2 separate regions of the Homo sapiens genome follow, and region 1 is linked to region 2. Evidence: chromatin loops called from intact Hi-C (ENCODE). Cell type or tissue: OCI-LY7. All regions are shown on one strand. Each heading gives the region's core, and the rest is flanking DNA. Links, peaks and the distances in the headings are about the cores only. Region 1 has its middle 15 kb from the start of IL4R. Region 2 overlaps IL4R (interleukin 4 receptor).

What was found. A loop is a pair of places that touch in the nucleus more often than their neighbours do. Peaks named below come from ENCODE experiments on the same cell type or tissue, not always from the same donor. Only the 100,000 strongest peaks of a DNase experiment are listed, where the experiment ranks them.
Region 1: a loop joins it to region 2, with 5 times the contacts of the local background. A loop is called at or near these places in 3 of 110 quality-filtered maps.

Annotation. Positions count from the first base shown.
Region 1 is chr16:27,290,610-27,307,398 of GRCh38, forward strand. No RefSeq gene overlaps it. Among named protein-coding and RNA genes, the nearest start is that of IL4R, 15 kb to the right of the region's middle. In OCI-LY7, for the core only: a CTCF peak has its summit at 7,746; DNase peaks (open chromatin) are centred at 7,702, 9,082, 9,422 and 11,046; H3K4me3 peaks cover 2,731 bases; H3K27ac peaks cover 6,531 bases.
Region 2 is chr16:27,364,254-27,376,033 of GRCh38, forward strand. It overlaps IL4R (interleukin 4 receptor), which reads left to right. Exons shown (of 11, transcript NM_000418.4): 11 at 1-525. Among named protein-coding and RNA genes, the nearest start is that of IL21R, 32 kb to the right of the region's middle. RefSeq lists enhancers at 1-319, 805-2,004, 3,378-3,437, 3,468-3,547, 9,930-10,109 and 2 more and a silencer at 5,561-5,761. In OCI-LY7, for the core only: a CTCF peak has its summit at 4,036 (motif pointing left); DNase peaks (open chromatin) are centred at 3,348 and 4,018; H3K4me3 peaks cover 1,100 bases; H3K27ac peaks cover 1,096 bases.

The DNA.
Region 1 (16,789 bases), core at 3,630-11,629, 70 kb before region 2:
GTTGCAAGATGGCTGTCACAGCTCCAAGTATCTCCTGCCTCCAAGACAATGTCCAAAAATCTCTTTCTCTCTCTCTCTTTTTATCAGAGAGGAAAATCTTTCCCAGAAGCCTCCTTGCACACCTTCATTCAAGCTCCATTGCCCAAGATTAGGTCATCCACCCCCCCTAGCTGTAAGGAGCCTGGGGAGGTGAGTACCTTGCATTTTCAGTCTCTATAGTGGAAAAAAGGAGTTGGAATGACTACTTGGTAGGCAACCAAACATCCACTACAAGTAACAGTGATGGAAATAAAAAGTAATAATGACAGCTAACATGAATTATGCTATTAATACATGTTAGACATTGTTCTAAAGGGTTAACATGCATTGGCTTAGTTCATCCCAAAAATACTAACGAGATCCGTATTATTGTAGTCCTCATTTTATAGGCAAGAAAATGGGCTCAGAGAGACTTTAAAAATTTGCCTCCACCCCTGCCCCTCCCAGCAAAAAAGAAAAAACTTGCCCCCAGCCCGCAGAGCCCCAGTTAGAAAGCCCACACTTGGCCTTTTGGAGACCAAGGTCGGTGAGACATTCCTTGGCATCAAAAGATTCACAGTTCAGAGGAAGGCCCAGGCCAGAAAATAAATGACTGAAATATCACGAGTGAGGTAAGTGCTGATCTAGGAGAAATAGGGTGTTAGCAAGAAAGTGTCTGGCCGCAGCATCCCTTGGCCCCTCTCCTAGGACTGCCAGGCCAATCTTGTGTTTCCAGTGAAACCTCCCAGGGAGGAAGCGAACAGAAGAAGTTGCCTGAGGTGCATGAGCCAAAGCTGGGGCCTCAGTTGTGGAAGCATCTCCCAAACTGGGATGATGGGGGTGGGGGCATTTTGGAGGGTGTGACAATGCTGTGTTGCCTCAAAGTGCCCAGAGAGGCACCAGGACCCTAGCAGGAGTAACTGCATGACGCTATAAGGGAGGTTGCACCCCCCCAGCCACTGCCAGGTGCCTGTGCCCAACCTGGGAAGGAGTAGCGAGGACACCCACCTTCCAGGACCAGATGGAATTGGAAAATACTGCACTGTGTTGCCTGCTGCAGATAGGAGACAGAGGGCCCTCTCTAAGTGTCTGTGCTGTGTAGGACACCCCATCCCCTATCCTCTGTTTCCCCCTTTGGTTCTCTGTAGGCACAGAGAGAATCCAGACAACCACTGAGAGCAATTTATTGTACTCTGGGGCTTGAGGCCTTGGCACCAGACTTAATTGTATTTGAAACAACAAATTCCTATGGCGTGTCGTACATCCAGAGAGAAAGCCAGTCTGAGCTTGGGGCTGCATGTGCAGATCAGTGGGAATGCAGAAAGAGATAACACTGTGTCTATCATAGGAGAAGGAATCCAAGAAGGCTCCTGTACACTTTCATGCCCAGATGAGGGGCAGTGTCAGCAGGGTACTGAAGGATAAATAGGAGTTCGCCAGGTGGACAAAAAAGGAAAAAGTTCTACACAAGGCAAAGAAGTATGAAAGACATTCTGGAGCTGTGAGCGTTCTGATATTGAGCACACAGGCCCATAGATAAGGCAGGTAGAGAAGACCCAGAGGCTTTCTCTTGTGCTCCAACACTTTGGGTAGGGAAGACTAGCTCTTAAAAAGACTGAAATGGGTCTGAATGAGAGTTGTCCAAACTCGCACTTTTATTTTATTTATTTATTTTTTAGATGGAGTCTCTTTCTGTCACCCAAGTTGGAATGCAGTGGCATGATCTCGGCTCACTGCAACCTCTGCCTTCCGGGCTCAAGTGATTCTCCTGCCTCAGCCTCCTGAGTAGCTGGGACTACAGGCGCACATCACCACGCCTGGCTAATTTTGTATTTTTAGTAGAATCAGGGTTTTACCATGTTGGCCAGGCTGGTCTCGAATTCCTGACCTCAAGTGATCCTCCTGCCCTGGCCTCCCAAAGTGCTGGGATTACGGTCGTGAGCCACCGTGCAGGGCCAAACTTGCACTTTTAAGTACCAGGACATTTTCCTATTCATGAACCCCTTTATAAGTTGAAATTACCTGTAACTCCAATACGTAAATCGGATGTAATAGGGATACCTTTTTCCCTGACAACAATTGTCTTGGATGCAGGAAACGCCTCCCGATTTTACTAATACATGAAGTTAAGCCCAGCGCTGTGTTTCCAGAGACAAGGCTGGTGAGAAAGTTAATCTCTGTCATTATGGGGAACCCTCCCTACCAGAGAGCTGAGTGGAAATCCAGGGTCTGGTCTAATCCTAACTGTTGAGGGGGTCCCTGAGACTTTCATCCGTACTGGTGACTTCCAGAAGGTTGACTGTCCTCTGCTGTCTCCCCAAGCTGACTTCTTGTTGCAGAACTTGGGATTCTTGTGTGTGTGTGTGTATGTGTGTGTGACGGAATCTTGCTCTATTGCCCAGGCTGGAGTGCAGTGGTGTGATCATATTAAATAACTTCACTGATGCCTCCAACTTCTAGACTCAAGGGATCCTCCCACCTCTGCTTCCCGAGTAGCTGGCCTACAGGCGTGGACCACCACGCCCAGCGACTAGTTTGTTTTCTTATTATTGAGTTTTGAAAGTTGTTTATAAATTCTGGATACAAGGCTTGTATTTGATAGATAATTTGCAAATATTTTTTCAGTCTGCGGCTTCTCTTTTTTTATTTTCTTAATGGTGTCATTTGACGATCAGAAGTATTACATTTTGATGAAGAGCAATTTGTCAATTTTGTTCTTTTATGAGTCATGCTTTTGGTAGCATATCTACATAAACGTTTTTATTCATCTATTTATTGTATGTATTTATTTTGAGACAGGAGCTCACTCTGTCACTCAGGCTGGAGTGCAGTGGTGCTATCACAGTTCACTGCAGCCTCGACTTCCCAGGCTCAATCAATCCTCCTACCTCAGGCTCCCGAGTAGCTGGGACCACAGGCACGTGCTACCACACCAAGCTGATTTTTTGTATTTTTTGAAGAGACAGGGTTTCACCATGTTGCCCAGGCTGGTCTCAAGTTCCTGGGCTCAAGCAATCCACCAGCCTCGGCCTCCCAAAGTGTTAGGCTTACAGGCATGCTGGCCTATATTAACACTGTTAAATATCTTTATTAAGATATAATTCATAAACCATACGATTCACCCATGTAAAGTGTACAATTCAATGGCTTTCATCTTCAAATGCCTGTGCTGGGATTAACACTTCAGCATGCATGTCACCAACTAGAAGAGCTCGCCTTTTGTCCATAATTTTTTAAATGTAAAATTTACATATAATGAAATTCACAGATCTTAAGTGTATCATTTGATGAGCTTTGACAAAATTCATTCACTGGTGCAATGCAAATCTCTATCAAAATATACAACCATCAAAATATAGAACAATCTAGTAGGGTGTGGTGGCTCATGCCTGTAATCCCAGCCCTTTGGGAGGTCGAGGCAGGCGTATCACGGGGTCAGGAGATCGAGACCATCCTGGCCAACACGGTGAAACCCCATCTCTACTAAAAATACAAAAAATTAGCCGGGTGTGGTGGTGGGCGCCTGTAGTCCCAGCTACTCAGGAGGCTGAGAAAGGAGAATTGCATGAACCCTGGGGGCAGAGCTTGCAGTGAGCCGAGATTGCGCCACTGCACTCCAGCCTGGGTGACAGACCGAGACTCTGTCTCAAAAAAAAAAAAATATATATATATATATATATATAAAATATATATAAAATGTATTTAAAATATATATAATATATAATATATATAAAATATATATTATATATTATATAATATAAAATATATATTATATATTATATAATATAAAATATATATTATATAATATATAATATAAAATATATATTATATAATATATAATATAAAATATATATTATATAATATATAATATAAAATATATATTATATAATATATATAAAATATATATTATATAATATATAATATAAAATATATATTATATAATATATAATATAAAATATATATTATATAATATAATATAAAATATATATTATATAATATATAATATAAAATATATATTATATAATATATAATATAAAATATATATTAAATATATATTATATATTATATATAGTATATAATATATATATAATATATAATATATAGTATATATTATATATTATATAATATATAGTATATATTATATATTATATATTATATAATATATAGTATATATTATATATATTATATAATATATAGTATATAGTATATATTATATATTATATAATATATAGTATATATTATATATATTATATAATATATAGTATATATTATATATTATATATAATATATACTATATATTATACCACCCCAGTTATATATATATATATATATATATTATACCACCACACCCAGTTAATTGTTTTTATTTTTTGTAGAGATGGGGGTGTTACTGTGTTGCCCAGGCTGGTCTCAAACTCCTGGGATCAAGCGATCCTCCTGCCTTGGCCTCCTAAAGTGCTGGAAGTACAGGCATGAGCCACCGCACCCAGCCTGAGCAGCTTTCAATTGCTGGTTGGTCACTTGTATTTCTTCTTCAGAGAAGTGTCTATCCATATATATATAATATATGTATAAGTCCCTGTGCTGGGATTACAGGAGTGAGACACTACACCCAGCAAATTTATTCCTTTGCATTTTATTCTGTGTATTCACAATTTGTGCTAATATCACCACAATCAGTTTTAGAACATTTTCTTGCTGTCAAGGAGAAACCCCGGACGCCTTAACTGTCAGTGTCTCACTCTCACGTTCCCACCCTCCAAATCCAGACAGACAACCATCTACTTTCTGTCTCTATAGATTTGCCTATTGTGAACATTTCATATGAATAGAATCGTACCATTTGCGACCCTTCGTGTCTTTCACTCAGCATTATGTTTTCAAGGTTCATCCACATCACAGCGTGCATCAGTATTTCATTTCTCTTTATTGCCAAATAATATCCCTTGTATAGATACACCACATTTTATGTATCCATTATCAGTTTATGAACATTTGGGTCATACGAGTTGTTGTGTGGGTATATGTTTTCACTTCCCTCAGTTATACACCTAGGAATGGAATTGCTGGGTCATGAGGTGGACTGTATGTTCGAGCATTTGGGAACTGCTAGGCTGTTTTCCAAAGTGGCAGCACCACTTTGCATTTTCACCATCAGTGCGTGAGGTTTCCAATTTCTCAACATCCCAACCCACACTTGTTATTATCTGATGATAGCCATTTTAGTGGGTGTAAAGTAGCACCTCACCGTGGTTTTGATTTGCTTTTCCTGATGATGTTGAGCTCCTTTTTAAATTTGAGACAGGGTCACTCTATTACCCAGGCTGGAGTATAATGGCACGATCACAGCTCACTGCAGCCTTGACCTCCTGGGCTCAAGCGATTCTCCTGCATCAGCCTCCTGAGTAGCTGGGACTATAAGTGCACACCACCACACCCAGTTAATTGTTTTTATTTTTTGTAGAGATGGGGGTGTTACTGTGTTGCCCAGGCTGGTCTCAAACTCCTGGGATCAAGCGATCCTCCTGCCTTGGCCTCCTGAAGTGCTGGAAGTACAGGCATAAGCCACCGCACCCAGCCTGAGCAGCTGGTTGGTCACTTGTATTTCTTCTTCAGAGAACTGTCTATCCAAGTCCTTTGCTCATTTAAAAACTGGATAGTTGTGTTGTTATTATTAAGTTGTAATTGTTGTATATTCTAGATATAGTTCCCTTATCAGATATATGACTTGCAAAAATTTTCTTTCATTCTGTGGATTTTCTTTTCACTTTCTTGATGGTGTCCTTTAAAACATGAAAGTTTTAAATTTGATGATGTCTAGTTTATCTGTTTTTGGTTTCATTGCATCTACTTTTGTGTCATAGCTAAGAAACTACCACCTAAACCAATGTCAAGGAGATTTACATCTGTGGTTTCTATTTTTTTTTTTAATTTTAGAGATGGAGTCTCGCACTGTCGCCTGGGCTGGAGTGCAGTAACTTGATCTTGACTCACTGCAACCTCCACCTCCCGGGTTCAAGTGATTCTCCTGCCTCAGCTTCCCGAGTAGCTGGGATTACAGGCGCCCACCACCATGCCCAGCTAATTTTTTGTATTTTTAGTAGAGATGGGTTTCACCATGTTGGCCATGCTGGTCTCAAACTCCTGACCTTGTGATTCACCTGCCTTGGCCTCCCAAAGTGCTGGGATTACAGGCATGAGCCACCGCGCCTGGCCTACATCTGTGGTTTCTTAGAGTTTCATAGATTAGCTCTTACATACAAGTTTTTGATCCATTTTGAGTTAGAGTTATTACTTTTTTTTGAAGTTGAGTTTCACTCTTGTCACCCAGGCTGGGGTGCAGTGGCGCAATCTTGGCTCACTGTAACCTCCACCTCCTGGGTTCAAGCAATTCTTCCGCCTCAGCCTCCTCAGTAGCTGGGATCACAGGTGCCCGCCACCACACCCGGCTAATTTTTATATTTTTAGTAGAGATGGGGTTTCACCATGTTGGCCAGGGTGATCTTGAACTCTTGACCTCAGGTGATCCACCCACCTCAACCTCCCAAAATGTTGGGATTACAGGCGTGAGCCACTGCGCCCAGCGGAGTTAATTTTTGTATATGGTGTGGTGTGAGGCAAGGATACAACTTCATTCTTTTTTTTTTTTTTGGAGACAGGGTCTCTCACTCTTTTGTCCAGGTTGGAGTGCACTGGTGGGATCACAGCTCACTGCAGCCTCGACTTCCCCAGGCTCAGGTGATCCTCCCGCCTCAGCCTCCCAAGCAGCTGGGACTACAGGCACACACCACCATGCCAGGCTAGTTTTTGTATTTTTTGTAGAGATGAGGTTTTGCCATGTTGCCCAGGCTGGTCTCAAACTCCTAGACTCAAGTGGTCCACTCACCTCTGCCTCCCCAAGTGCTGGGATTACAGGAGGGAGCCACTGTACCCAGAAACTTCAGTCTTTTGTGTGTGGATATCAGGTTGTCCCTTTATCATTTATTGAAAAGACTAGTTTTTTTTCTGTTTTGTTTTTTGTTTTGAGACAGAGTTTTGCTCTTATTGCCCAGGCCGGAGTACAGTGGCACAATCTCGGCTCACTGCAACCTCTGCCTCCCGGGTTCAAGCGATTCTCCTGTCTCAGCCTCCTGAGTAGCTGGGATTACAGGCAAGCACCACCACGCCCAGCTCATTTTGTATTTTTAGTAGAGACAGGGTTTCTCCATGTCGGTCAAGCTGGTCTTGAACTCCCAACCTCAGGTGATCTGCCTGCCTCGGCCTCCCAAAGTGCTGGGATTACAGCCGTGAGCCACCGTGTCCGGACAAAAAGACTAGTTTTTTTCTCATTGGATTGTCTTGACGTAGATTAATATTTTATTATATCTACTGTATCACATATCTGTCAATCTTTCCATTCCTCTGTTCATCCAACAATCTAACTTATTTTTTGATGCATTTGAAAAAGTAAGCTGTAGACACTAGAACACTTCCTTCCAACACTTCAACATGTATATCACCAACTGGAGTTCAGCATTTGTCCATAATGTTTTTAATGTAAAATTCACATATAATGAAATTCACAGATCTTAAGTGTACCATTTGATGAGTTTTGACAAAATGCATTCACCTGTACAATGCAAATCTCTATCAAAATATAGAACAGCACCACCACACCAGAAAGTTCCCTCATGCGCACTTATTTTTATGTATTTATTTTTGACAAATGCATGTACGCGTGTAGACACCACCCTAATGAAGACATAGAACATTTCCATCCCTTAAGAAAGTTTCCTTTCACATCTTTGCAGTCAACCTTGCCTATCCCACCTCATTTCTACCACTATATATTAGTTTTGCCTGTTATAGCAGTTCATATAAATGAAATCATGCGATACGTACCAATTTGTGACCAGCTGATTTCACTTCTGATTAGGATTTTGAAAACAACATAGAGCAGAATAAAAAATAATAAAATAAATAGCTGCTTGCAGGGTGAAATACTGCTTTGTAGATCTTTGTTTCAGATAGATAGAGGATAGATTTTTGTGTATGTGTGTGTGTCTGTATGTGTGTATGTGTGTCTGTGTGTGTGTGAGAGAGAGAGAGAGAGAGAGAGAGAGAGGCCAGGCCTGCTGGCTCATGCCAGTAATCCTAGAACTTTGGGTGGCCAAGGCAAGCAGATTGCTTGAGCTCAGGAGTTCGGCCTGGGCAACATGGGGAAACCCTGTCTCTACAAAACATACAAACAAATTAGCTGGGCATGGTGGTGCACCCCTATAATCCCAGCTACTGTGGGGGCTGAAGCAGGAGGATCACTTGAACCTGGGAGGTTGAGGCTGCAGTGAGCCAAGATGGCGCCACTGCACTCCAGCCTGGGCAACAAAGTGAGACCCTGTCTCAAGTAAGTAAATAAATAAATGAGAGAGAGAGAGAGAGATTGTGTACCGGGGCAAAAGAGAACATGTGTTTCTTCCCATGGGTTATAATAAAAACTGTTTAAAAGCTATTGATCCAAAAGTTCTAGATCAGAACCCTGTCTTGTCGCCCTCCCCCACTGGCTGCCTTGATCCCATATCAATGACCACAGTACTTGCTCTTCCCTTTAGGTCCTCACCAGTGCCAACCCTTCACCACTGCCTACTTATCCATCAGGTGCCTGCTTGGTTTACCCTTCCTCTAGAAAACCTGTGTTCCCAAATTTCCCTCTCAGACCCAGTACCAAGTTGTATCCTAATTATTTGGCCTCTCTTTCCTCCAGCTGACAGGGACTGTGTTTCGTTCATCTTTGCAGTCCCTAGCTCCTGGGATGTGATGACATGTAACAGGCATCAATAAATATTCACGGAATGAATGAATGAATGAATGAATGAATCCCAGAGTTCCAGGTGACAGGGTTTGAAACAAACCAGCCTGATTATTTTCCAAGGCTCCCTTCCTACTTATTTTATTGTCCTATACACCTTCTTTTTTTTTTTTTTTTTGAGATGGCGTCTTGCTCTGTTGTCCAGGTTGGAGTGCAATGGTGCAATCTCGGCTCACTGCAACCTCTGCCTCCCAGGTGCAAGCGTTTCCCCTGCCTCAGCCTGCCAAGCAGCTGGGACTGCAGGTGCTTACCACCACGCCCGGTTAATTTTTTTGTTTTTTTTTTTTTTGGTATTTTAGTAAAGACGGGGTTTTTACCATGTTGGCCAGGATGGTCTTGATCTCCTGACCTCGTGATCCGCCCGCCTCGGCCTCCCAAAGTGTTGGGATTACAGGCGCGAGCCACCGCGCCCAGCCTCCTATACACCTTTGACTTCTTAACCATCATGTTCTATAACCTCCTTCAATTGCCCTGAGACCTTATTAGCCTTTCCCTTTTTCCTCTCTCCACCCCCAATATTAGTGCTTTCATCATGGCTACTTCCTCCCAGCCACGCTGTGGCAAACAAGGGCAGTTTGTCATCATGAGGTCACATAATATCCTTATATGAATGACTTTGCCCCAGAACCCTCCCCCGTCTTGCCAAAGGGATGTTAATTCTGTGACTGTGGATATGAGAGGAGGGGTGTGTGTGTGTGTGTGTGTGTGTGTGTGTGTGTGTGTGTAGCAGGATACATTCTTATCGTTAAAGCATATTTTTTAACTTGGAAATTCTATGTTAGCAGCTATGTCAGGTCCTGTATCTTCTTTTTGCAGAGGGTCACATTTGCTGACAACAAGTACATCTTGCTGAAATAAATTTCTGGGTTTTTGTTGTTGTTGTTGTTTTGTTTTTTGTTTTGGGACAGAATCTTGCTCTGTCACCCAGGCTGGAGGCCAGTGGCGCCATCTTGGCTCACTGAAACCTCCACCTCCTGGGTTCATGCGATTCTCCTGCCTCAGCCTCCCAAGTAGCTGGGACTACAGGTGCATGCCACCACCATGCCCGGCTAATTTTTGTATTTTTAGTAGAGACGTGGTTTCACCATGTTGACCAGAATGGTCTCGACCTCTTGACCTCATGATCCACCCGCCTCAGCCTCCCAAAGTGCTGGGATTACAGGCATGAGCCACCACACCTGGCTGCTGAAATAAATTTCTAATAAGACAGCTCTCTCACCAAAAAGCAAATGTGTTTTAAGAGACAAATGCCAGAGCAAGTGAAGAAGAGAGGCTAAAGGGTTAGAACATTTCCATCTCCTAAGAAAGTTTTATTTCACTTCTTTGCAGTTGACCTTGCCCCACCCATCTCATTTCTACCACCATAGATTAGTTTTACCTGTTTCAATGTCATGAATTGAATGAAGCAATTCCATTTCTCAGTATTTTTCCTAAGGAGATAAACAAGAGCACAAAGATAAATGGTCATGATGTTCATCACAGTGCTATTTAAGATAAGAAAAAATAGGAAACAGCTGGCTCACACCTGTAATCCCGGTACTTTGGGAAGCTGAGGCAGGTGGATCACCTGAGGTCAGGAGTTCGAGACCAGCCTGGCCAACATGGTGAAACCCTGTCTCTACTAAAAATACAAAAATTAGCCAGGCCTGGTGGTGGGCACATGTAATCCCAGCTACTTGGGAGGCTGAGGCAGGAGAATTGCTTGAACCCAGGAGGTGGAGGTTGCAGTGAGCCAAGATTGTGCCACTGCACTCCAGCCTGGGCAACAGAATGAGACTTCATCTAAAAAAAAAAAAAATAGGAAACAACCTAAATCTCTATCAATAAGGGGTTGATTAAATGCCCATACAGTGGAATTGTATGCTGCCAATAAATGAGTCATTATTATCTGTGTCTGGGTTGGCAAACTTTTTCTCTAAAGGGCCAGAGAGTAAATATATTAGGCTTTGTGGGCCACAAGGTCTCTGTTGCAACTACTCTACCCTTCCATGGTATTGCTAAGGCAGCCATACATAGATGATTTGTAAATGAATAGGTGTGGTTGTGTTCCAATAAAACTCTATTTATACTTGTTTTTTTATAACCACTTAAAAATGCAAAAGCGACTCTTACCTTGTGGTTTGCACAAAAACACGCAGTGGGCCAGATTTGGCCCAAGGGATATGGTTTGCTGAGCACTGATCTATTTTCGTGGACACAGAAAGATGACCAATTGTTGGGGTTTCACTCAACACTTACCACTTAACTTGCATGGGGTGAGCCTGTTTATATAAGTGGGGTGTGTACATGTGTACATGCATGTGTGTGCATATAGAGAGATGTTCATCAGGATGTCACCAGTGGTTACTTTTGTGATTTCAGATGACATTCATGTAATTAGGAAGAAAAAATAAAGGAGTGGAGGTTGGGGGGGGTCCCGCTATGTTGCCCAGGCTGGTTTTGAACCCCTGGCCTCAACTGATCTTCCTTCCTTGGCCTCCCTAAGTGCTGGGATTGTAGGCATGAGCCACCATGCCCAGCCTTCACTTAATTTTTTATCCTTTTCTGTGTGGCTTCAACGTTTTAATTGAGTATTGTATCAATCAATTATCCAGCTAATATAATGCTGCCAAAGTGCTCATCAGGATGCAGCAATAAGTGTTTCTTGCTTACACTGTAGTGGTTGGCTGGGCTGCTGCATATGTTGGCTGCTGGCTGATCTACAGGGGCCTCAGCTGAGACAATTGAGAGGACCTTACTCCACGTGTCCCTTATCCTTCTATGGACTAGCCCAGTCTGCAAACTTTCTGTAGCCATGGCAAACATGCAAATAAGTCTGATCATAGCTAATTACAAGCCTCTGTCCCATTGCATCTGCTAACATCCATTGGCCAATACAAGTCACATGGCTGAGCTCAAAGTGAGAGGACACTTGTAAGTTACATGGCAAGAAGCATGGACCCGGGGAGCGGTAAAGAATGGGAGTGTCATGGCAGTCTCTCACAAACATGGGTTATCTTCATAGTCAGCAAAGGCAGTACAGCTGGTTTTAAGCAGAATGGCTCCCAGAGCTCTAGCCCTGCATCCTCTGGGTGGTACAGGTGATAGACACCTGTGGAAGGACAGGTGACTGTCTATCTCAGCAGCTCCAGAAAAATTTCAAAGATTCTCATTAACTCCTATCAGGTCGCATGGCCATCTCTGACCCAATCAGTAAGGCCAAGGCACTGCAGTGTTCTGACTGTTGACTCCTGAAAATCACCTGCCCACTTTCACAGCCAGAGGTGGAGTCAATTCTACCTGAATTTTTTGGACTGAGTGTTAGGGAGGGGTGGTTCACTGGAGGCATATCCAGGATGTTACAGAGGTGGCTGGCTTGGATTAGCTCTCCCCTGAAATGCAGATTAGAGGGCCAGTAGCATATTGTGATGTGATCCCAGAGGGCACCAGTAACAGGGAGGGGGAAATGAACAGGGAGGCAAGAAAGTCGATAAAAGGAGTATTAATGAGCAGATTATTGCTGGGGGAAACTGGGTCCTCTGGGAGACTGTGTTGAAAAACCCTCAGAGAGGCCAGACACGGTGGCTCTCGCCTATAATCCCAGCATATTGGGATGCTGAGGCAGGAGGATCACCTGAGGTCAGGAGTTCGAGACCAGCCTGGCCAACATGGTGAAACCCCCCTCTCCACTAAAAAAACACAAAAATTAGCTGGGCATGGTGGTGTGAACCTGTAATCCCAGCTACTCAGAAGCTGAGGCAGGAGACTTGCTTGAACTCGGGAGGTGGAGGTTGCAGTGAGCTGAGATTGCGCCACTGCACTCTAGCCTGGGCGACAAAGCAAGACTCTGTCTCAAAAAAAAAAAAAAGAAAAGAAAAAGCCCTCTTCTTGTGGTTGTGAGATGGCATCCAACCATAACAAAATTAAAATCCCATGCCTTCCATATTAAATTCAGTACAAAAGGGTATAAGTGCTCTTGTCCCAGAAATCCCACAAAGTCTCAAGATTCACCCTGACTGGAATAGCTTGGGGCATTTAAGTAACATGCTTACCTCTGACCAAGCTCTGTGGCACTGTGTCCAGAGAAACCGGTGTACTAGTTGACTTAGGTTCGGGCCACATGCTCCAGTCCTAGGCTGGGCACGGAGCCCCATCTCGACATATGAATGGAGAGGGGCGGTTCGGAGGTAGCCCCCAGGGGCAAAGCAGGGCTTTTGCCGAGCAACAACGGGACAAATCTACATGGGAGACAAGCTACCCAAATCCACTATAAACAATCTCTGCGGCTTCAGCCAACTAGCTGAAAAGGAAGAACTCTGGGAGCTGACAGGTTGTCGTCCTGCAAACAGGTGAGGCTGTTCTTGGACCATAGAAAACCTTCTAGGGGAGCCCCATTGTTCCAAGAACTAGTCCCTTAACTGTCTGGGGCTTCAGCTCCTCCTCTGCCACTTCCTGGGCAGTCATGGGTGACTCACTAAACCTCTCCAGGTCTCAGCCACATTGATAACTTCATTGTCCATCCATCCATCCATCCATCCATCCATCCATCCATCCATCCATCCACCTGTTCATTCATTCACTAAACATTTATAAGCATTTAAGTATGCCATGCACTCTGTAGATTCTGAGGATAAACACAGTTGTTCACAGCTATATCACAGTATCTAGCACAGTGCCTGGCACATAGTAAGTGCTCAAGAAACACTGATTCAAGGAATAAATGAACAAGATAAAGTCACTGCACTCAAAGAGCTGACTGTCTAATAGAGAAAACAGACACTTAGAATTACAATATACTGGACACCTATCCAATGTGCTTCGGGTAAACAGGAAGGAGCTTGTCTGGAAGGCTGAAGAAGGCTCCACTCAGGAAGTCACAGGCCTTCAAGGAGAGGGGGATTTCAGCAGGCTGAGAAAAAGAGGCAGCACACAGCCAGCCCAGGGAATCATGTCAACAATGGCACAGAACTGGAGGAGAAGAAATTAATTTTTTTTTTTCGAGACAGAGTCTCACTCTGTCACCTAGGCTGGAGTGCAGTGGTATAGTCTTGGCTCACTGCAACCTCTGCCTCCCAGGCTCAAGCGATTCTCCTGCCTTAGCCTCCTGAGTAGCCGGGATTACAGGCACCCGCTACTACACCCAGATAACTTTTTGTATTTTTAGTAGAGACAGGGATTCACTGCACTGGCCAGGCTGGTCTCGAACTCCTGACCTCATGATATGCCCGCCTTGGCCTCCCAAAGTGTTGGGATTACAGGCATGAGCCACCGCGCCTGGCCAAAATTAATATTATTAATCACTTTCCATGGACCAGACATTTTATTTTTGCCTTTACACTCTTAGAAAGGACTAGAATTTATCCACCATGAAATCTTGGCATGCCTAGACTCCTTCTGCCTCTTGCTCTCCCCTCCTCTGGGTCTCAGCTCTCACTTAAATTATTGTGATGCTCCCCGCCCCCCAAACCCATCAGTCAATAGTTGTGTCTCCCTCTGGTTCACCATCCGAATGGCTGCCAGAGGGATTGTTTCAAATTTCAAGGCTGAGCCTCTCGTTCCTTTGTTTGGAATCCTTCAATGGCTCCACATCTCCTGAAGGCTGTGTTTAAGACCTTTTGTAATATGACCATGAATTGCATTGCATGCCCCACCCCTGGCACTCCCTAAGGTATACTTGTACACCTCCAAACTTTGCTCCCACTGCTCTTTCTGCCTTGGGTGCCCATCTCCCCTTCTGCCTCCAATTTGGGGGCTATTTTTACTCTCCAGAGGACATTTGGCAATGTCTGGAGACATTTTGGATGTCACAACTAAGGGGATGCTTCTGCAATCTGCTGGGTAAAGATTAAAAATTCTGCTAAACATCCTACAATGCACAGAAAGTCCCCCACAGCAAAGAATTATCTGGCTCGAAATGTCAGTAGTGCTGAGGTTGAGAAATCCTGCTTTGACTTTTCAGGAATGGGGAGCTTCAGAAGGATTCTCAACAGAGAGTGAGAGATTTAGCTTTGGAAACTCTGGCAGCTGTCTGTGATGGCCAAGAGGAAGGCAGGACTGCAGACCAGTGTAAATCATGACCTTTCTTCCTCTTTTCTTCCTCCTCCTGGAAATCAGTGAGGTAAGCTGGCAAGAGTCTATTGCTCTTCAGCCAGAAACACTAAGCTCTGTGGGCACTCCTCCCAGATGGCAAATGATATCTATCGCAACAAGCAAAGTGAATATGTCACATCTCTTAGGTTTCTGGGAGAGGTTTGTTTCTCCTGAGAAAGTGTGCTCACTCACACTCAACAGCTATGGGATCTTGAGAGAGTTACTTTCCTGTCTGTGCCTGTTCTCTTGTCTGTGAAATGGAGCTAATAACAGTACCTACTTCTTGGAGTTTTGTGAGGATTAATTAATATATTACAAGAGCCTACAACAGGGCCTGGTACGTAGTAAGTGTGGTTATATGTGTTAGCTCTTAACATCATCACATCTTCCTCCCCACTATCACCATCATCATCACCACCACTACCACCATCAACATCATCACCGCCACCATCACTATCATCATCACCACTGCCACCACTACCATTATCACCACGACCATCGCCATCATCACCATCAACATCATCACCACCATCATCACCATCAACACCATCACCACCACCACCATCACCATCATCACCGTCATCATCACCACCCCCACCATCACCATCATCACCGTCAACATCACCACCACCACCACCATCATCACCATCAACATCATCACCACCACCACCATCAACATCATCATCACCACTGCCACCATCACCATCACCATCAACATCATCACCACCGCCACCATCACCATCATCACCGTCATCATCACCACCCCCACCATCACCATCATCACCATCAACATCATCACCACCACCACCATCATCACCATCAACATCATCACCACCACCACCATCATCACCATCAACATCACCACCACCACCATCAACATCATCATCACCACCGCCACCATCACCATCATCACCATCAACATCGTCACCACCGCCACCATCACCATCATCACCGTCAACATCGTCACCACCGCCACCATCACCATCATCACCGTCAACATCGTCACCACCGCCACCATCACCATCATCACCGTCAACATCGTCACCACCGCCACCATCACCATCATCACCGTCAACATCGTCACCACCGCCACCATCACCATCATCACCGTCAACATCGTCACCACCGCCACCATCACCATCATCACCATCATCATCACCACCACCACCATCACCGTCAACATCATCATTTTATTTTAGAGAAAGTTTATCTGTTGAACCTGATTTGCCAGAGGTAAGAGGGATATGACTGGATATCATTCTTCCCCAAGGGTGGAAGCAAGGAGTCAACCCTCAGCCTCTGCACAATCTCCTGGCTATATCCACAGAGCTTGACTCGGGTTGTTGGCAAACCCCTGTGTCTTCACCCACCAAAACCAGTTGAGCCATGATTCCCAAATGGCTCCCACTCTCAAAATAATTCCATTGGGTCTGATCTGTTAAGTTGCAAAATAACAAAAAACTCAATAATAGGAACATAAACAGAGGTTAAATTTTCTCTAGTTACATGGAATCTGGAGGTTGGTCACAACTGGTGCGGTTCAGCTGCTCAAAAATGTCAGGGGCTGGGTGCAGTGGTTCATGCCTGTAATCCCAGCACTTTGAGAGGCCAAAGCAGGTCGACCACTTGAGGTCAGGAGTTCAAGACCAGCCTGGCCAACATGGAGAAACCCCATCTCTACAAAAAATACAAAAATTAGCCAGGCGTGATGGTGGGCGCCTGTAATTCCAGCTACTCGGGAGGCTGAGGCAGGAGAATCACTTGAACCCAGGAGGCAGAGGTTGCAGTGAGCCAAGACTGTACCACTGCACTCCAGCATGGGTGACAGAGCAAGACTCCGTCTCAAAAAAAAAAAAA
Region 2 (11,780 bases), core at 249-8,248:
AGAAGCCGAGCCTAGAAACTAACACAGCCATCAAGGGAATGACTTGGGCGGCCTTGGGAAATCGATGAGAAATTGAACTTCAGGGAGGGTGGTCATTGCCTAGAGGTGCTCATTCATTTAACAGAGCTTCCTTAGGTTGATGCTGGAGGCAGAATCCCGGCTGTCAAGGGGTGTTCAGTTAAGGGGAGCAACAGAGGACATGAAAAATTGCTATGACTAAAGCAGGGACAATTTGCTGCCAAACACCCATGCCCAGCTGTATGGCTGGGGGCTCCTCGTATGCATGGAACCCCCAGAATAAATATGCTCAGCCACCCTGTGGGCCGGGCAATCCAGACAGCAGGCATAAGGCACCAGTTACCCTGCATGTTGGCCCAGACCTCAGGTGCTAGGGAAGGCGGGAACCTTGGGTTGAGTAATGCTCGTCTGTGTGTTTTAGTTTCATCACCTGTTATCTGTGTTTGCTGAGGAGAGTGGAACAGAAGGGGTGGAGTTTTGTATAAATAAAGTTTCTTTGTCTCTTTATTTTTTATGTATTAACCAAACATACCTCCAGACACTGCTGTGAGTGCTGTGTCTCTGTTAACTCCTGGAATTCACCCATCCAGAGGAACCAGGATGCAAGAGGTTAAGAAACTTGCCATCTGGGTTTGGGTTCCCCATACAAGGATTCAAATAGTTGATTTAGGAAGTAATCCCGGGAAACCCTGCTAAGGTAGTGGGGAACTGAGGCAGGGAAGGACACAAACCAAGAAAGTGTTACCTGAAAGGGGTCCAGATGCAGACCCCAAAAGAGGGTTCTTGAATCTCATGCAAGAAAGAATTCAGAGCGAGTCCATAGAGTCAGTGAAAGCAAGTTAATGAGGAAAGTAAAGGAATAAAAGAATGGCTACTCCGTAGACAGAGCAGCCCTGAGGGTTGCTGGCTGCCTATTTTTATGGTTATTGATTAATTATATTCCAAACAAGGGGTGGATTATTATGCCTCCCTTTTAGACCATATAGGGTAACTTCCTGATGTTGCCATGGCATTTGTAAACTGTCATGGCGCTGTTGGGAGTGTAGCAGTGAGGACAACCAGAGGTCACTCTTGTTGCCATCTTGGTTTTGGTGGGTTAGAGCCATCTTCTTTACTGCAACCTGTTTTATCAGCAAGGTCTTTATGACTTGTATCGGTGACGACCTCCTGTCTCATTCTATGACTAAGAATGCCCTAACCTCCCAGGAATGCAGCCCAGTAAGTCTCAGCCTCATTTTACCCAGCCCCTCTTCAAAGCTCCAGTTTAAATAAACCTCTGACAAAAGGGTGAGTTATTCAACAGATTACCAGCATGAGTAACTGATGCTTACCTGCCGGGGATCTCTGGAAGACCATGCATGGCACATGCCCAGTTATGCCTGCAAAGGAGAGGGAGCTGGGGTATTTGTCCACCAGCTCCCATCTGTCATTGGCTGAGAGCTGCTTCCAGGAGCATTAATTCTCCAGCACTTCCAGCTACTCCAGGAAAAAAAAAATTCTTCAACTGAGAGTTGGAGGTGTTGAGAGACTCTGGCACACCAAGAAGACAGGAACAGGACACCAACAGTGGCTGATGATACACTGCCAAGGTCACACAGCTAGTTAGCAACAGATCTATAGTGGAATCCAGACAGTGTCTCCATCACCCAGGCTCTCTGTAGTGATCTGCGCTTCACATCCGAGGCAGGCAGAGGGATGGTGTGGGCCTTAGATGGGAAGGCTGGGAACCTGAAGCTCCTATGTCTGTATCACTTTTGCTTCTCTGAGTAGCTGCCCTGATTTCACACTTGAGGGGCTTGGCCATTTTAGATTCCTTCCTGCTCTAGGAGCCTACATACTACACTGGAAATGATGGGGAGCTCTCTACCTCACATGCAGCCTGATGTTTGTTAGAAACACCTCCTTGCGCCAGGCATGATGGCTCATGGCTGTAATCCCAGCAATTTGGGAGGCTGAGGCGGGTGTATCACTTGAGGTGAGGAGTTCAAGACCAGCCTGGCCAATATGGTGAAACCCTATCTCTACCAAAAAATAAAAAATTAGCCGGGTGTGGTGGTGGGTGCCTGTAATCTCAGCTACTTGGGAGGCTGAGTTGGTAGAATTGCTTCAACCTGGGACGCGGAGGTTGCAGTGAGCTGAGATTGTGCCATTGCACTCCAGCTTGGATGACAGAGTGAGACCCTGTCTCAGGAAAAAAAAAAAAAAACAAAAAAAACCTTGTTCTAAGCCAAAATCAATCCCTTTAGCTGCCCAAATCACACAGTTTACAGATGGAGAAACAGTTTTAGAGAGGAAAAGGGACTTGCCCAAAGTCACCCAGAGAATGGCAGAGCCTGAACTAGCCTTCTGGACTTCTTGCCTCCAAAAGCTCTTTATAATAAAATATAATTTTAAATAAAAATAGTTATCTGTTTAGGGCCAAGCAATATGCTAAGTGCCGTCCAGCCACTGTGTCATTTACGTCTCCAAACAGCTCTAGTTGGGAGGCTCAATGATTATCCCAATTTTACAGATAAGGAAACAGGTCCAGAGAGGTTGAGGATTAGCCTAGAACCACACAGCTAGGAAATCCTGGAGCCAGGATTTGAACCCGGGTCTGACCTAAGAGCTCCCAGCCGCCGTGATATATCAGCTTATGTCATCCTGACACCTACGCAGATGTCGGCTCGAATCCACTTTGCCTGAGCATTGTCTCAGAGAAATCTAATTTAAAAATTAGGCAGCAAATAGAAAATATATTTGACTGCTAGAGATGCAATGGGACTGGGAGCCCAACAAAGGATCTTAGGCAAAAGAAATCCAAGTTGTTGGCCTCAGCAACTATTACTGAACTGGCTGGGCTTTGGGAAGCTACAGAGGGATGAGAAGACCTGGTGGATCAGGTGGGCCCAACTCAGGCTGGCCCCCACCCTGCAGGAAGTAGGAAAAGTCCAGGGTCATAGGCCCAGTGAGATGCCGGCTGCGGGAGTTTCAGCCTCCGGGGCTGGACCAGAGGGCAGGAGGGGACGCCCCTGGGTAGCAGCGCCAGAGTGGGCTGAGTGGCCTGGGCCCCTGCGGGGGAGCTTTCAGAGATGTTGATTTGGGGGTACTCCCTCAGCCCTGCCTTTACACAGAATTTGTGGGGGATGAGGGGAGGGGGAAAGGGGGGAGGAAGGCAGTGAGTGCATCTGAATTTTTTTTTTTTTTTTACAAAAAGTGGCTTATTGCATTTTTCTGATTACTCTATCAGCACGTGCAGACCTTTTCCTATTCAGAGAAAGCCTGAAGATATAAAGAGGAAAGTGAAGAAAAACCACCGGAAATCCCATCCCCGCCCCAGCATCTGGCACTGTGTGGGCGATCACGAAATGAGCGCTTGTTTTTGAAGGCGTAGTATCTCCGTGAACATCCGGTTGAACAACCTTTCTGACTTTATTTTTCCCACGAAAGTTATTAATTAAAAAACAAAAAGCAAAACACCGAAAAAACAAAAAACCCAGCAAGTGTTTGAGCTCCCACCACGAGGGAGGCCTGACGTCACTGGATCCTCCCGGCAGCCGATGAGGCTGCATGGGACTTGCCCACGATGTGCTGTTACCGAGTGGCATAGCCAGGCTTCAAACCAGAGTCCTAGCTAACCGCCCTGTATATACCATGGGCTCATCATCTTCCCTGGTTCCAGCTCAGAACAGAGACTCAGAGGAACAAGGGCTCTGCGCTCACCCTGCCTGGTTAGGTCCAGCCTTTCCAATTCCAAGCTGTGTGACCATGGGAAAAGTGTTTGCCCACTCTGGGCCTAAATTTCCTCCTTGGTAAAAGGCACACAAGAGCAGTACTCTGCACGCCACAGTGGTGGGGTGAGCAGCAGATGACGTGGTGGGTGGAGGCCAGGTGACACCAGGCTGCTCTCAAGCTTAACTTGCCTGTGATGGTGGCGGGACCGTGTCAGTTCTTCCACCAAATCCCACCTGTTTCCACGACGTTTATTGACAAGTCAGGGGCACCGCCCCGGGTGGAGGGGGTGTGAAGAGGAAGTCAGCTCCCTGGTCCCTGCTGCCCTCTGGTGACCACATCAGCATCAGCACCTGCTCCATCCCAGCAGCTCCAGGTCCAGGCCGTGCCCAGAAAACTTGGCCTGGGAGATTCCCCACCCGCCCTGCCCCGATCCCACCTCTCTTCCATCTCTGCATTTTCCAGAAATTCCCCCAGCACCAGACAAAAGAGCCTAATGTCCATTAGATATGCTGTGTGGCGCCAGGCCAGCGTGTAACCTCTCTGTGCTTGATTCGTTATCTGTAAAATGGGAATCATTATAATATCTGCCTCATGTAGCTATTGTGAGAATTAAATATGTTAGTACCTGTGAGGTCCTTAGAACTATGCCTGCGGCTGGGCACAGTGGCTCACGCCTGTAATCCCAGCACTATGGGAGGCCAAGGTGGGCAGATTGCCTGAGGTAGGCGTTTGAGACCAGCCTGGCCAACATGGTGAAACCCTGTCTCTATTAAAAATACAAAAATCAGCCAGACATGGTGGCGGGTGCCTGTAATCCCAGCTACTCGGGAGGATGAGGCAGGAGAATTGCCTGAACCCAGGAGGCAGAGGTTGCAGCAAGCGGAGATTGTGCCACTGCACTCCAGCCTGGGCAACAAGTGGGACTCTGTCTCAAAAAAAAAGAACTATGCCTGCAAATAGTTAATGCCTTAAAAGTATTTGCTAACATTCTTCTTCTTCTTCTTTTTTTTTTTTTTTTGAGACAGGGTCTTTCTCTGTCACCCAGGCTGGAGCGCAGTGGCCCAATCCCGGCTCACTGCAGCCTTGAACACCTGGGCTCATGTGATTCTCCCACTTCAGCCTCTCAAGTAGCTGTGACCACAGGTGCACACACCACTAAGCCTGGCTAATTTGTTTTTTAATTTTTTGTAGAGACAGGGAATCACTATGTTGCCTAGGCTAGTCCCAGACTCCTAGGGTTCAAGCAATCCATCCACCTCGGCCTCCCAAAGTGCTAGGATTACAGATGTGAGCCACCATGCCTAGTCTGCTAACATTATCCTTAATATTACACTGAATATGTCTGTGGATTTTGTGGGAGGTGAGGGTATAAAACATAATTAGAGGAAATAATGACATTCTAAATTTAATTTGACTTTATTACAAAAAGGGCAGAATGGAGCAACAGTAATCCAGGACAAAAAATTGTCCCAATCCCATCATTCAACCCACTTGTGTTTGTATCTGTTTGTGCCACTTCTGTGTGTTGTTTACATGCAGAGTCAGTGTTTGCGTATTTGCGGTTTTATATCATTCATTTCTCATCATACATACATATATTTATATTCCTGACATTTTTCTAGGGAATATCTTTATATTCCTGACATTTTTCTCTTTTTCCCTTATGTTCTTCCATACCGGGACTTATAGGACCTTGCCCAGACTCAACTTCCCTCTTCCCCATGGACCCAAGTTGCTGAGCTTCCAACAGGTGTTTACAGCAAAGGAGAATGAGACAGAGAGAAGCAGAGATGCAGAGAGAAAGACAGACAGAGAAGACTAAACTGATTGATCCCAACTCCATTATGATATCTGACTCCAACCACAGAATGACCCTGATCCAGCCACAGACTGACTTCTGATCCTGGCCACAGTCCACCTCCTGTCCTCAGCCACAGAACAGCTCTGACTCAAGCCAGGAACTGAGTCCCGACCCATGTTACTGACTTACTCATGATCCTGGTTGCAGGCTGGCCCCAGCCACATGCTGACCCCTGACCCTCACCACAGATGGATCTTTGATCCCAGCTATAGGCTGATCTCTGATTCTGGCTGCCCTGAACCACCACTCCTATATACTGATGACCCACCTTAGCGTGATCCCACCCAGGAACTGGCATTTCCTGGGACAGGCTCTTGGCCACCTGCTGCTCTGCCCTGGGCACACCAGGCCCTACGCATCCTCCCCCTTCCACCACCATCCATGATTTCCTGATTTCTAGCAGCAAATTTAGCTTGAGTTGGTCAACATAGCTGGGCTGCCTGACCTTCCTCTCTGCCATGGAACCACAGAGCAAGTCAGCAGTTCTCCTTCCTAATCAAAAAGCAGCATGGAGGAGAAGGCTCCTTTGCCACCTTCCTTTCTGCTTTGGATGGTGCTTTTGCAATCATGAGGAGACAAGCCTGGAGATGAAAGGAGGCATTCTGAATATGGTGGAGTGGAAGAAGAAGAAGGCCTGCCTGGGGCTTTGATTACATCACCAAGTGATCAAACCAACCTTAAATTCTTAAATAAACTGTAAGTGTGCTTTTCTTTAAACCACTGTGAGTTTTCTTTTGCAGTCATAAAGCAACCTTAAAAATTGTAGTAGGTACAATAATGAACCCCCCAAGATGTCCATGTCCCAATCCCTGGAACCTGTGAACATGTTACATTACATGGCAAGGGGGGGATTAAGGTTACAGATGGAAGCAGGGTTGCTAATCAACTGAACCTGAGATGTAGAGGGAGATTATCCTTAATTATCCAGACAGGCCCAATATAATCCCAAGGATCTTCATAAGTGAGAGATGCAGGAGAAGCCAAGTCAGAGAGAGATTTCAAAATATTATGCTGCTGGCTTTGAAGATGGAGGGAAGGGCCATGGGCTAAGGAATGCAGGTGACCACTTGAAACTGGAAAAGTCAAGGAACAGACTTCCCTAGAGTTTCTGGAATGAACACAGCCTTGTTAACACCCTGATTTTGAGCTCAGTGAGACCAGTTTCAGACTTCTGACCTCTGGAATTGCAAGATCATAAATTTCAGTTTTAGGCCACTAAACTTGTGGAAATTTGTCAGAGAAGCAATGGGAAATGAACGTGCAGGTGCATTCACGCATCCAACTTTAGGCTCTGGACTCTTCCTCAAGCTCCTTCCCCAATCCCCATCCTCTCCCTCTTTATTGGCACTCAATCTTCACTTCCAGAGGATCCTGCCAAATTCCTGCCCATTCCATATCGGCATCCACCCTTTCTTGTTAGAGTGGACGTAGGGCAGGCTGGCTCCACAGCTGTGCGCCAGGCAGCAGCCCGTACCCCCCTGCTCGGAGGACCCCTACTCTTCAGTGTCATGCTCTGAAGTCCCAGTTTTGAAATTCTTGGCCAGGCGCAGTGGCCCACACCTGTAATCCCAGCACTTTGGGAGGCCAAGGTGGGCGGATCACTCGAAGTCAAGAGTTTGAGACCAGCCTGGCCAATATGGTGAAACCCCGTCTCTACTAAAAATACAAAAATTAGCCAGGCATGGTGGTGCATGCCTGTAATCCCAGCTACTCAGGGAGGCTGAGGCAGGAGAATCACTTGAACCCGGGAGGTGGAGGTTGCAGTGAGCCAAGACTGTGCCACTGCACTCCAGCCTGAGCAACAGAGCGAGACTTTGTTTCAAAAAAAAATAAAAAAAGAAAAAGAAATTCTTAAAAATTTTATCTCTGAAGTTGTGTTTTATAGGGAGGTTTAATGGGACCAAGGAGCACCCATTGAGGGCTTGGAGCCTCAGCTCACACAGGGTCCCACCTCCTGCCTGCTTCCCTGGGACATCTGCCACCTGCCTGCTTCCCTGGTACAGGCTCCTGGCCACCTGCTGCTCTGTCCCCAGCACACCAGGCCCTACTCATCCTCCCCATTCCACCACCATCCATGACCATTGCTGCCTTCTGCCCTTGAAGGAGGCCTGGGCACAGGTGCAAAGGATCATCAAGGTCAGTAGCTCACCTCACGGGACCTTGGGGTGGAGCATGGTGACAGCCATTCCTACCCCAGAGGTATCTGCTGGGCAGCCAGAAGCCACAACTCAGCCCACTTCTAATCCAGGAACCAAGAGTGACCATCTTGATTTCTCAGCCCTTTTGTTTTTTCTTTTTGAGACGGAGTCTCGCTCTTGTCCCCTAGGCTGGAGTGCAGTGGCTCAATCTCGGCTCACTGCAACCTCTGCCTCCCGAGTACAAGCAATTCTCCTGCCTCAGCCTCCCAAGTAGCTGGGATTGCAGGCATGAGCCACCATGCCCAGCTAATTTTTTATTTTTAGTAGAGACGGGGTTTCACCATGTTGGCCAGGCTGGTCTCAAACTGCTGGACTCAAGTGATCCGCCCGCCTTGGCCTCCCAAAGTGCTGGGATTACAAGCGTGAACCACCGCGCCTGGCCAAATTATCAGCCCTTTTTGAATAAGAAGACCTGCATTTTTATTTTGCACAGTGCCCCTCCAATGATGCAGCCATTCCTGATGCGGGGTCATTCCCTCTCTCCCAGGCTGAGCTCTCTTCTCCCTCTGGACCCTAAAACACCATCACTCCCCTGTGTCTTCACCTGCCTCCCTCTGCTGGCCTTTCCTCATTGCCACACATATCTACTCAAGTCTTTCCATCTTCAAACAGCCCAAGCTTCCCTCCACCCCGGCTCCTATTTCTCTCTCGCCTTCTCTCCCCCAGCCACAGTGCTTGTGCTCAAAAGCTGTCTCCTCTCTTGGGCTTCACTTCCTTCCTCTGCACCCACTCCTCTACCCTCTCTGTGCAGAGTCGGCCTGACTCTGCTACTAAACTACTTTCACTGAAGCCAGCTCCACCACCCAAGCCAAGTCTCAGTTTCAATCCCTACTACTCTGTGGCACTAGCATCTCCCTCACTCCTGAAACTCGGCCCCTCTTGGTTCTCTGACACTGGCTGTTTGTTCCTGTCCAGTCTCTTTTTCTTTTTTTCTGAGGCAGAGTCTTGCTCTATCACCCAGGCTGGAGTGCAGTGGCGCAGTCTCAGCTCACTACAACCTCCATCTCCCAGGTTCAAACGATTCTCCTGCCTCAGCCTCCCAAGTAGCTGGGATTACAGGCACCCACCACCACCACACCTGGATAATTTTTTTGTATTTTTAGTAGAGACGGGGTTTCACCATGTTGGCCATGCTGGTCTTGAGCTCTTGATCTTGTGATTCGCCTGCCTCGGTCTCCCAAAGTGCTGGGATTACAGGCATGAGCCACCGCACCTGGCTCCAGTCTCTTTTTCCAAGGTCTTCTCCTCTGCCCTCTCTTACACGTTAGGGGTCCGCAGGGCCCATCTGGGGCCCTCCCCATCTCCTCTCCTCTTTCCACAGAGTTAATTACAACCTTCACTAAATCTGTACTGGAGTCGCATGGATCAGGAACTGTGTGGTCCACAGCCCAGCACTGTGCTTGGCACATAGAGCATACTCAATAAACATTTACTAAGTGAATGAATGAATGAATGAATGATGTCTTCTAAATATATCTCCCCAGCTGAGATCTCTTGCCTGAACTCCAGAGTTATACATTCAACTGCAGTTGGGTATGTCTCAGTTTCCACATCTCCCACCCAAACATTTTGCATGTCCTAGCTAGTAGCCATTCCTATCTCGTGTGACATATGTTATTATATATTGTATATATTATTAAGTCTTTTATTTCTTATTTCTCACCAGGTCTCCCATATCTCCCCCAAAGAAAGTAGACTCATGGTGGGCAGAGATTTCAGTTTGGTTGGCTCATTGCCTTATCCCAGGGCCTAGAACAGTGCCTGGCACATAGTAGGTGCTCAATAAATACTTCTTGGCTGGGCACCATGGCTCACGCCTGTCATCCCAGCACTTTGGGAGGCCAAGGCAGGTGGACTGCTTGAGCCCAGGAGTTTGAGACCAGCCTGGGCAACATGGCAAAACTCCATCTCTACAAAAAATACAAAAAGTAGCCAGGCATGGCGGTGCATAACTGTAGTCTCATCTACTGGGGAGGCTTAGGTGAGAGGATCGCTTGAGCCCAGGAGGTCGAGGTTGGAGTGAGCCACGATCACGCCACTGCACTCCAGCCTGGGCGACAGAGACCCTGTCTCTAAATAAATACACAAAAATAAGTAAATAAATAAATACTTCTTGAACAGATGAATGGATCTCCACAGAGACATCCCCACATCTCAGATTCAGTATATCCAAACGAGCTCTTTCTCATCCTCGCCAAACCTCCTCCTTCTGGTTCCTGGTTTTGATTGCTAAAGCAAGAGAGCGGGTGCTCCTCAATTGACTACCTCCTTCCTCCCTGCAGAACTTCCGGTACTGTGAGTCTGTCCCTGGGACCCTGCTCTCCAGCTCCTCTGTTCAGCCATGTCAGCCTCCCTATTGTAACCCCTGGGTTTATGCCGGTAGTGTCTTTATCAAACACTCCCCCATGCCAGGACCAGGACCATCTTTGTGACTGCGTCCTTCCCTGCTCCCTGGGGTCCCTAAGATGATTTTAGGTGGCATGTGGGCATAGTGAGCTGAGAAAACAATTCCTTTTTCAGTTCTCTTTCTCTTCTCCAGATTAGCCTACCACAGGCTGCAGCATCTAGCTGGAAGTTAATCACTCGGTTTTGGTTTCAATGGGCTTGTTTTTACAGTTCCCTTCTATTTACAGTAAAGGATCCTGATCTTTCATGTGTGATGGTGACAATGTTTCATTTGACAATAAAGTGATTTAAACAAAGCGAGGAGGCCAATATGAAGAAAATGTAATGATGGAGAAAAAATGTAAATACGGCAGAAATGACTTGTGTGCATAGGGATGAGAGTTTGGGCAACACTGGCGTACAGGCCCTGTCCAAACCTCTTTGTACCTGGCCCTGGTTCAAAGTGAGAAGTGAGGCTTCTCATGTCTTCAGACACATGACCTGACCCCTCTAGACACCATCATCTGACTACACGCCACCACCCAGCCACAGTTCCCAGCCCACACCATGCAATTTCAACCTCCAAGCCTTTTCTCATGCCTTTCCCTCTGGCAGGCACGCCCCTCCCTACCACTCTTCCGGACGAACCCGGCTATCCTGCCTGCCCTGTATCTACTCTCCCTTCTTCTGACATCACCACCTGGTGGTCCTTGCCGGGACAGCGTCTTCCCACTCGCAGTTCCAGAGAACTGATCTAACTGCCAGAGAACTGATCTAACTCCTAGCTTTCCAACAGGGCACATGACTCAGGCTTGGCCAATCAGAGCATTCCTTTCCCAATCTGAAGATTGGTTCAGGGACAGGCATATGATTAAAACTGACCAATGAGAGCTTTTCCTGGTAGCATCATTGGAACCATTAGGAAAACATGCCTTCTTTCCTTTGGGCTTTGAAAGCTGGTAGGTGGTAGGTCTTGGCTTCTGAGGTCCCTGCTTTTCTTTGGCCACCAATGAGGCTTCCTCAGCTTGCTTGAGAATGAGACTAAAGCCAATACAAAAGAAAGCAGATCCCAGAGTAGAACCTTCCAACCTGAAGAAATTATTTGAGAACCTTGATCTATCCATGCCTGAAACTATATTCATAAACTTCTTATTTATTTTTAAAATGTATTATTATTATTTTAGACACAAGGTCTTGCTCTGTTGCCCAGGCTGGAGTGCAGTGGCACGATTATGGCTCACTGCAGCCTCAAACTCCTGGGCTTAAACGATCCTCCTGCCTCAGCCTCCTGAGTAGCTGAGACTACAGGCACAAGTGACCACGCCTGGCTAATACTTGTATTTTTTGTAGAAATGGTGTCTCGCTATGTTGCCCAGGCTGAATGTTGCCCAGGCTGATTTCAAACTCCTAGTCTCAAGTGATTCTCCTGCCTCAGTCTCCCAAAGCTCTGGGATTACAGGTGTGAGCCACCATGCCCGGCCTAAACTTTGTTTTTAAACAGGCATTTTTGTCACTTACAACCAGAAAGCTCCCTGTGGTTGAAACATAAGCTTATTTATTTATGTATTTATTTGAGATGGAGTTTCATTCTTGTTGCCTGGGCT